2 separate regions of the Mus musculus genome follow, and region 2 is linked to region 1. A link is a contact called in ENCODE Hi-C or POLR2A ChIA-PET data. All regions are on one chromosome and are shown on one strand. Each heading gives the region's core, a stretch centred on a gene start or an enhancer-like site at or near the end of the contact. The rest is flanking DNA. Distances are from core to core; before and after follow the strand shown.

The links. A loop is a pair of places that touch in the nucleus more often than their neighbours do. ChIA-PET counts read pairs that join two places held with the same protein, here RNA polymerase II (POLR2A).
Region 2: a map of heart shows a loop between it and region 1 (2.1-fold over the local background). The contact joins the promoter of Nop58 here to the promoter of Bmpr2 in region 1. A Hi-C loop is called at or near these places in 1 of 37 maps with a recorded cell type or tissue (heart). POLR2A ChIA-PET finds 5 or more read pairs at or near these places in 3 of 5 experiments (Patski and embryonic stem cell).

What each region holds. Positions count from the first base shown.
Region 1 is chr1:59,761,815-59,765,734 of GRCm38, forward strand. It overlaps Bmpr2 (bone morphogenetic protein receptor, type II (serine/threonine kinase)), which reads left to right and starts at 2,465. Exons shown (of 13, transcript NM_007561.4): 1 at 2,465-2,914. The coding sequence starts at 2,839.
Region 2 is chr1:59,682,851-59,686,513 of GRCm38, forward strand. It overlaps Nop58 (NOP58 ribonucleoprotein), which reads left to right and starts at 2,156. Exons shown (of 15, transcript NM_018868.2): 1 at 2,156-2,376. The coding sequence starts at 2,332.

The sequences.
Region 1 (3,920 bases), core at 1,215-3,714:
TTGTATTTCACCAGCTAATAAACTTCCTGCACCTTCAACATCTGTCATTTCTTTGACAACTAGATCTCATGTCTTGAAAGCTAAATGTGAAAACAATACCAGATCCTTATTTTAGGCCTTTTAGGCCTTTTAGGCAAAACAAAATATGGTATTCAAGCTAAAGAGTTAATGCATATGCTCCTTATTTTTCAAAATGTATTATATATATATATATGTATATGTATATATGTATATGTATATATATATATATATATACACACACACACACACACACACACACACATATATATCTGCCTGAAGGATAAACAGTATAAAAGTATTTCAGCTAAAAAAGGGCCCTGGGCAGATATTACAACTCTTAATTATAGCAGATATTTACTATGATAACAGAAACCAGTTTAAGGAATGTGATTTATTAACATCACGTTCAGATACAGAGATAAAAGGAGGCTTGAATAAGCAAGCGAACAGTAAGGCTTGAGGAGTGTGTTTATGAAGGTATCCTGGAACTGCCCTTAGCCACAATGAAAGACCGGCAAAACCAGCCTTCAGAACAACCTTTCTGCCTACTAGAAGAAGGGAGGGCTAGACTTCACCTCTTAAGATCGCCCTCCCACGCAAATTTTCCACCTCGCAGTTAAAGAATTAAACCCAGACTTCCGATCATGGCGCCAAGCACGTCATCTTCTCCCCTCTCCCCTAGCAAAAATCCCACCCAAGTCGGCTGACCCTGTAGGGGATCCCTTCCCTATCCTGGTTGCCTGAATCAAGCCAAATTGAGATTTTTTTTTTAAAGAGGTTTAAAGTGGTTAGGAAACTGCAGTGCTGGCGGGACTGTCTCTATTCGATGAGTGAGGAGCTAGGACCACACTCCATACCTAGAAGCAACTACACTGCGTCGCAGTTCTCCTTTAACAGGCCCTGCAAAGACCCTCGGGCCTTTGTGAATAAAACCCTCCCCAGGAGAGGTGCGGGCGGAGCAGGAGACGCGCACGCACAGCAGGCCGGCGTGTGCGATCTTAAGTTTTCTCTCCGGTCTCGCGTGCTCGCAATTGCTCAGCAGCCTTGTCATCCAAGAGGGCCCCGGGGATGGCTGTTCGAGGAAAGCCCGACCCAGACTAGCGCACACACGTCAGCTTCGCGGTCTTCATGACTGAGGCAGGAGGCTTTTGTTTGGGCCGCGACGGGAGGGGGACCCGACGAGGCCCGGGTCTCGGCTCCTGGGAAAGGCGGCTCGGTCGGGATTCTCAGGGAAACCGAGGAGGATGCGCCCGCCGCCACCAACAACGACGGCGTGCCTTCGAGGCTTCTCGCCCACCTTCCCGGGTAGCCTTTAACCTACGTTAAACAAAAGATTGTGGCCGCCCTCCCTTACACGCTTGAACAGATCGCACGGCGTCCACGTGCGGAGCGTTCGCCTGTGTGAGGAAAGGGACCTAGGCTGCCCACCCGCAGCCCACGACAACCCTTCCCTGCACTGGGCGCCCAGGCGAGAGACGCCGCGCGAGGGCCTCACTCTCCAGCAAGCCTGGGAGTGAGGGGCGGGGCCGGGCGGGGCCGCGGGCGCGCAGGCGCAGTGCGGCTCAGTGGCGCCGCCGCCGCCGCCGCCGCCGCCGCCCGCGCTGCACCACAGGCCCGAGACAGACAGGGGTCGGCTGGAGAGCCGGAGACTGAGAGGAGGCGGCGGCGGGGGCGGGGCGACTCCGGTGACCGGGAGCGCCTCAGACTGGCAGCTGCGGCGACTCCCCCCTTTGTGTCTGGTCTGCTTGGAACCGCTGGAGGTGCTTCCCGGAGGGGCTCGGGGTGTTTCGCAAGCTCAGCTGCCCACCCCCTTCCTCGGCCACCTACGTCCGTCTTCCCGCCGCCCCCCGCCCTCGGCCCGCGACGCCCGAGCTCCGCCCGGAGCCCAGAGCTGCGGAGAACGAGGCGGCGGCGGCGGCGGCGGCTTTCTCCAGAGGGGCTGTGATTCGCTCCCGCAAGCCATCGACGGGAGGAGACCCGGTTTTCATGGTGGAATTTACTTCAGGCAAGAGCGAGGGGCTGGAGTAGCCGAGAGCGAGGCCGCGGGCGGAGCGCCCTCGAAGGGCCAGCCCCGCACCTCCCCGCGTGTCGCTCGCCCGGGCTCGCCGCGTCGCCGCGACCCTCCCCTCCCCCGCGCCCCGAGGCCCGGCCTGAGCGACCCTCGCGCGATTGTTCCGAGGAAGCTGTGGACTCGCCCATGGAAGCAGGCACCTTTTTCGACCCAGTCGGTGGGAAGGATTTGTTGATGTCGAAATCCGAGTGAAGGAAGCAACGAAGCGAAACTTTAAAAGGAACCCCACTGTCCTCGGAGTACGGAGCGATGCTACTCCGGCGGCCGGGCGCCGCTGCCTGCCCCGCTTCGCCCTTCCCGGCGGTCGGGAACTTGTTCTGATCCTCAGTGCTCCCATCGAGTCCCCGCCCTCCCCCCCCCCCCCCCCCCGGCACTCTGGATATGTTTTCTCCCAGATCTGGGTATTTTTTTGATATCGTGAAACTACGAGGGAAATAATTGCAGGGGTTTCTTCTGGGCTCCCTGCGTCTTCCCCATGGACATGCCTTCAATTTGGGGAGCCGAGACACCCCGTCCTAGGCGAATGAAGCCCCCCAGCCACGAGGGAGCGAAATGAAGGGAAATTCTGCAGTGGAATGAGAGCTCTACTAGCTAGGTCCTCGCATCTGCCATTTGTCCTTTCAAACTGCATTGTAATCCGGGCAGGATAAATCAGACGAAGAGCAGCCTCCTAGCCGGATTTCTCCGCCCGAATTTACTTTCCAGATTTCTTTTCTTTGCCCTCCTGCTTCTTTGCTGGCCCAGGGATGACTTCCTCGCTGCATCGGCCCTTTCGGGTGCCCTGGCTGCTATGGGCCGTCCTGCTGGTCAGCACTACGGCTGGTGAGTAGCCCTAGGTGGTATGTCCCAGCTCCTACTCCAGTGGGTGGCGAGGGAGAGAGCCTGCAGAGGCCGAGCCCTGTGCTCTCCCCTCGCAACGTGTGCTCTCGGATCCGGGTGGAGGAGCCAGCCAGGGAAATCACCTTCGGTGTTTGCGTGTTGTTTCCCGTCCCTACTCCCGTATTCCCTGACCCCTCCCCCACGGGGGGAAAAAGACATATTGGGTGTGGTATCTTGACATTTTTAGCTGTGAGGTAATGCAAGGATTAAAAATAATATTTTAATCACTAGTGAACTGTCTATTAGATTTTTGGAGATAAAGGTGGTTTTTTTACTTTGATGGAAAGAAGCAGATTTGGTTTACAATAAAAAGAACAACTAGACACACACTTGATTGAACCTTATTTTTACATTTAGATCACTCTTTGGGAATCCACATTACTTTTCGTTATTTAAAAATGTTACCTGAAAAAAAATGTTACCTGATGAATAGAGTAAACGTTGAGGAAGTCACTGTGTGAGAATCTTGATAACAGTGTATACTAACACAGTTGATGTCATCATTAATATTGTTTTGCTCCCAAGAATCTTAACTATTCTCTGTCTCTTTATCCTGGATATTCTTAACTTTGTATCCCTTTGGAATTACTGTTGGGCACAGAAGTGTTTTTGATAACTTTTCTATTAGTCATCTGGCGTCTGTTGGTTTTCCTGTCATTGAGACAATTTTGACCTCACATCAGACTTCGAGGAGATTTGACTCCTGAAAGTTCTTTGACATTTTCCTAACGTGTGAAAGGAAATGCTACTCCCCTTTCCTTTGGCCATTTCCTCTTTACTTCTCAATCGCCTTGAGAAAAAAACAACTCATATTCTCATTGCAGTTATTTTCAAGCAACAGTCTTCTGTGATTTGCTTTTAGAAAATTTCAGGAATGAATTCTTAAATAGTCACATGAAGTATGCATTTAAAATTGAGTACACAAAGTAATGGTTTTACAATTTTTTAA
Region 2 (3,663 bases), core at 906-3,405, 79 kb before region 1:
GTCTGTGTGTAAGCCACACATATGTGGGTGCCTAAGGAGGTTAAAAGAACAAATCAGATACCCTGGAGCTCGACTTACAGGCAGTTGTGGGCATTGGGAACTGAATTCTGAGCCCTTGGAAGAGCAGTAAGTGCTCTTAACCATTGAGCCATCTTCCCAGTCCCCCATAGGTTCCCTTTAATATTTCTTTGTACCATTTTTCCTTGACCCAGTACTTTGTTTAATACGATACTTCAGGGAATTTTCAGACAATTATTATCTTTGGACAATATCCAAATCTAAATCTGAGACAGTTCTGAAGGACAGTATTGAGAGAGTTGTGTAAGTGGCAATTTTCAAGGACAAATTCTGGAAAATGCATGCCAGCGATTTCTCATTCAGTAAAAGGCATCTTTTCCTTTTAGAAAAAAAAAAGATACAAATGTTTAGATGGAAGGAAAAGAATTTTCCTTCCTGAAGGCACTCCTTAATTTAAATCATAAGAATTACCTAATCAGATCCAACACAAAGGTACCTGGACACTGTTAAGCATGAACTGCAGGTAGAACTCTCCAGGAAATGATATTTGTATTAAGTACACAAGACATTAAATAGTTGGAGTTAAATATATGAAGAGACATGTGCTTCTGGCTCATCCATCTGGCTCTATGTTCTTTTCCCAAATCAAGCTATTATGGTGCTATCTCTGCCCCATTGTACTGTTGTTCTCTTCTTCTATTGCTTTCTCTTGTCTCCCTAAATATGGTAAATGTAACTGTAGCTATAATCAATTCTGCTCTTGCCTGCAGCCCTAGGAATCCCCTTGTATTCCCCATATGTCCATCTTTTCTGCTGTCCAAACAAGGATACTCTTTCCTCTTCATTCATACTGTAAAAGTGTTACAGAACGTCAAGTTGGTTAATCTTCCACAGTTTTCTGTAGATCCAAAATTAATGTTTAGAACTAGGCAACTAGGAACGTTCTACAGCTATTGGAAGCTAGATTTGTGAAGAACTGGGGTATTTAAATCTTGTCATTGAAAGTACATAGCCACACAGATATATCTAATCTTAGCACTCTGAAGGCTGAGGCAGGAGGACAATGATTCAAGGCCAACCTGGTCTAGATACTGAGGTCCTTTTTCAAAAAGCCAAAGCAAGGCTAGGGATATGGCTCAGTTAGTAGAGTGCTTGCCTACCATGTATGGAACCCAACCTTTGGTTCCATCCCCAGCACCAATAAAGTTGGTGTGGTGGCATATGCCTGTAACCTCACTACTGTGGAGGTGGGGGTGGGAGGACCTCTATGACTCAAACTTCTCTGGTCTACCTAGTTACAAGAGATAGTTACAAGGCTACATGGAGACCTTGTCTCAAACAAACAAATTGTTTTTGAGCAAGGTCATTCTCTACTTCCTACTGAGTTTGAGGCTAGTCTAAGATACATAAGACTTTGTTTTAAAGTAAATCCAGCCACTGAGGCTGAAAGTTTCCATAAAAGAAATTACATTGAGACATACATAAATTCATACCTTGGAATCATTTTAAACACAACCCTTCCCGCCTCCGAAAATATCTATATTTATAGCTATAAAAGAAATCTTTGCTAAAAACCTGTTTGACCAGAGAAGAACCACCAGGAAATGTTGCTGGTTATAAAAGTTTGCTTCCCTTGCAGAGGACCTGGTTGGGTTCCCAGCACCAACGTGACGGCTTACAATTGCCTACAACTCCGGTTCCAGGTCAGATCCCGTGGAACTCACTGATGGGACCCGAGTGCACGTCCTCATCAAGAAAAAGTGTTCTGTGTTGTTTTAAAATAAAATGTCCTTTACATGGCGGGGCGGGGCATAGCATAATGTGTTGTAAATCGTTTTGTGTGCTGTAAATTATACACATGTAATTTATATATTATATATAATACAAAATATAATGTACACAGAACTTTTTCTTCTTTACATGACCTAATAAACTGACAGCTTCCAGCCACAGTCCAAAACTTAAAAAAAAAAAAAAAAAAAAAGTCTCGCGATATTTTAAGGCCGTCTCTTTCCGGATTCTACTGTGGGCGGGAAAAACCCGGAAATGATCTCACGCTCTGCGGCATTGAGCGACCAGAAGTGACGTTACTTCCCAGAATTCTTAGAGAAGGAGACTCGCATATTTGCTGCTCCACGAGGAGAGGTGTGGAGCGGCTGAGCAACGTGGTCTGTTCGTCCGCGGGGAGGCGACGGCGTTTGCGCTCCCCCGCGTCCAAGGCCTAGCGGGTCTTCAGCGACTGAAAGGTAGTCATTTGCAGTGGCGTAAGGGCTCGCGGCTAGCCGCGTAGCGCCGCCCTGACCTGGTCTCATCATGTTGGTCCTGTTTGAAACGTCCGTTGGCTACGCCATCTTTAAGGTAGGTGAGATGGAGTTGTTGAGCTAAGAGGCTTATGTGGGACAGAGAGCTGGGTAAGATTTAAGGAGAGACGAACAACGGAACACATTTTAGTGTCTTCAAGTCCCCGGGCTCCGAAAAGATGTGAAAAATCAAGAGCCCGCTGGTTCAGGTGAACACGTGGCTTCTCCGAATTTAGGGCGACCTCTGCTTTACTCAGTTTAAAAAATGGGCAGGACCCTTTTTTACAAGTGACAATAAAGCGTTCATTTAATCACCTGAGGCTTTGTACATGTTAGATCAGCGCCCTGTCACCTAGTTACACCTCCAATCCAAGATCGGTTTAATGTTTATCTAATTTATGTATATGAGTACCCTATAGCTGTCAACAGACACACCAGAAGAGGGCTACAGATCCCATTACAGATGGTTGTGAGCCACCATGTGGTTGCTGGGATTTGAACTAGGACTTCTGGAGGAGCAGTCAGTGCTCTTAACCGCCGAGTTATCGCTCCAGCCTCAGATATTTATTTTGGGCTTTTCCAGATAGGGTTTCACTGTGCTGCTCAGGCTTTCCAGGAATTCCCTCTGTAGACCTGGCTAGCCTTGAACTCAGAGATCCACCTACCTCTGCGTCCTGAGTACTGGGATTAAAGGTGTGCATCATCACCGCCAGACTCTATTTACTTTTGAGGCAGGCTTTCCCTATGTAGGCTTGGCTGGCCCCTAACATTTCATTTATATTTAACTAGATTAAAGCTGGGGTCCAAGATCAGGGTCCTTCCAGGCATGATTGGAAGGTTTTGAGTAGTGAGTGGCTTTGTTTTTCCAAGACAGTTGTTCTCTGTGTAGTTCTGGCTGTCCTGGAACTCACTCTTTAGACCAGGCTGGCCTCGAACCCAGAAATCCGCCTGCCTCAGCCTCCCAAGTGCTGGGATTAAAGGCGTGGGCCACCACCGCCCAGCTATAGTTTGTTTTCTTTAAAGATTATTTTACTATGTGATGATAACAGGAGGAGGAGGAAGGTATACTGTGCTTTAATGTAGACAACATGAATGTTGTTAGGTCTCAGGACAAATGCTGAGGTGCTTATTATCATGGCAAGGCTGACTGGGCTGTACATTCTTCAGCCCAGAAACTGAGCTGGAACCCTTTCCCCAGCTTCATTGATTCCTGTATAACCAAGCCAGCTATACAGCTTTCTCTTGGTCTTCTGTTTTCTGTTGCTCTCTTCTTTCATGTCCCTGCTTTCAGGACACTTCTAGATGCCTCTGGCTGTATTCTTCCCCTGGTATCTATAATGAAACC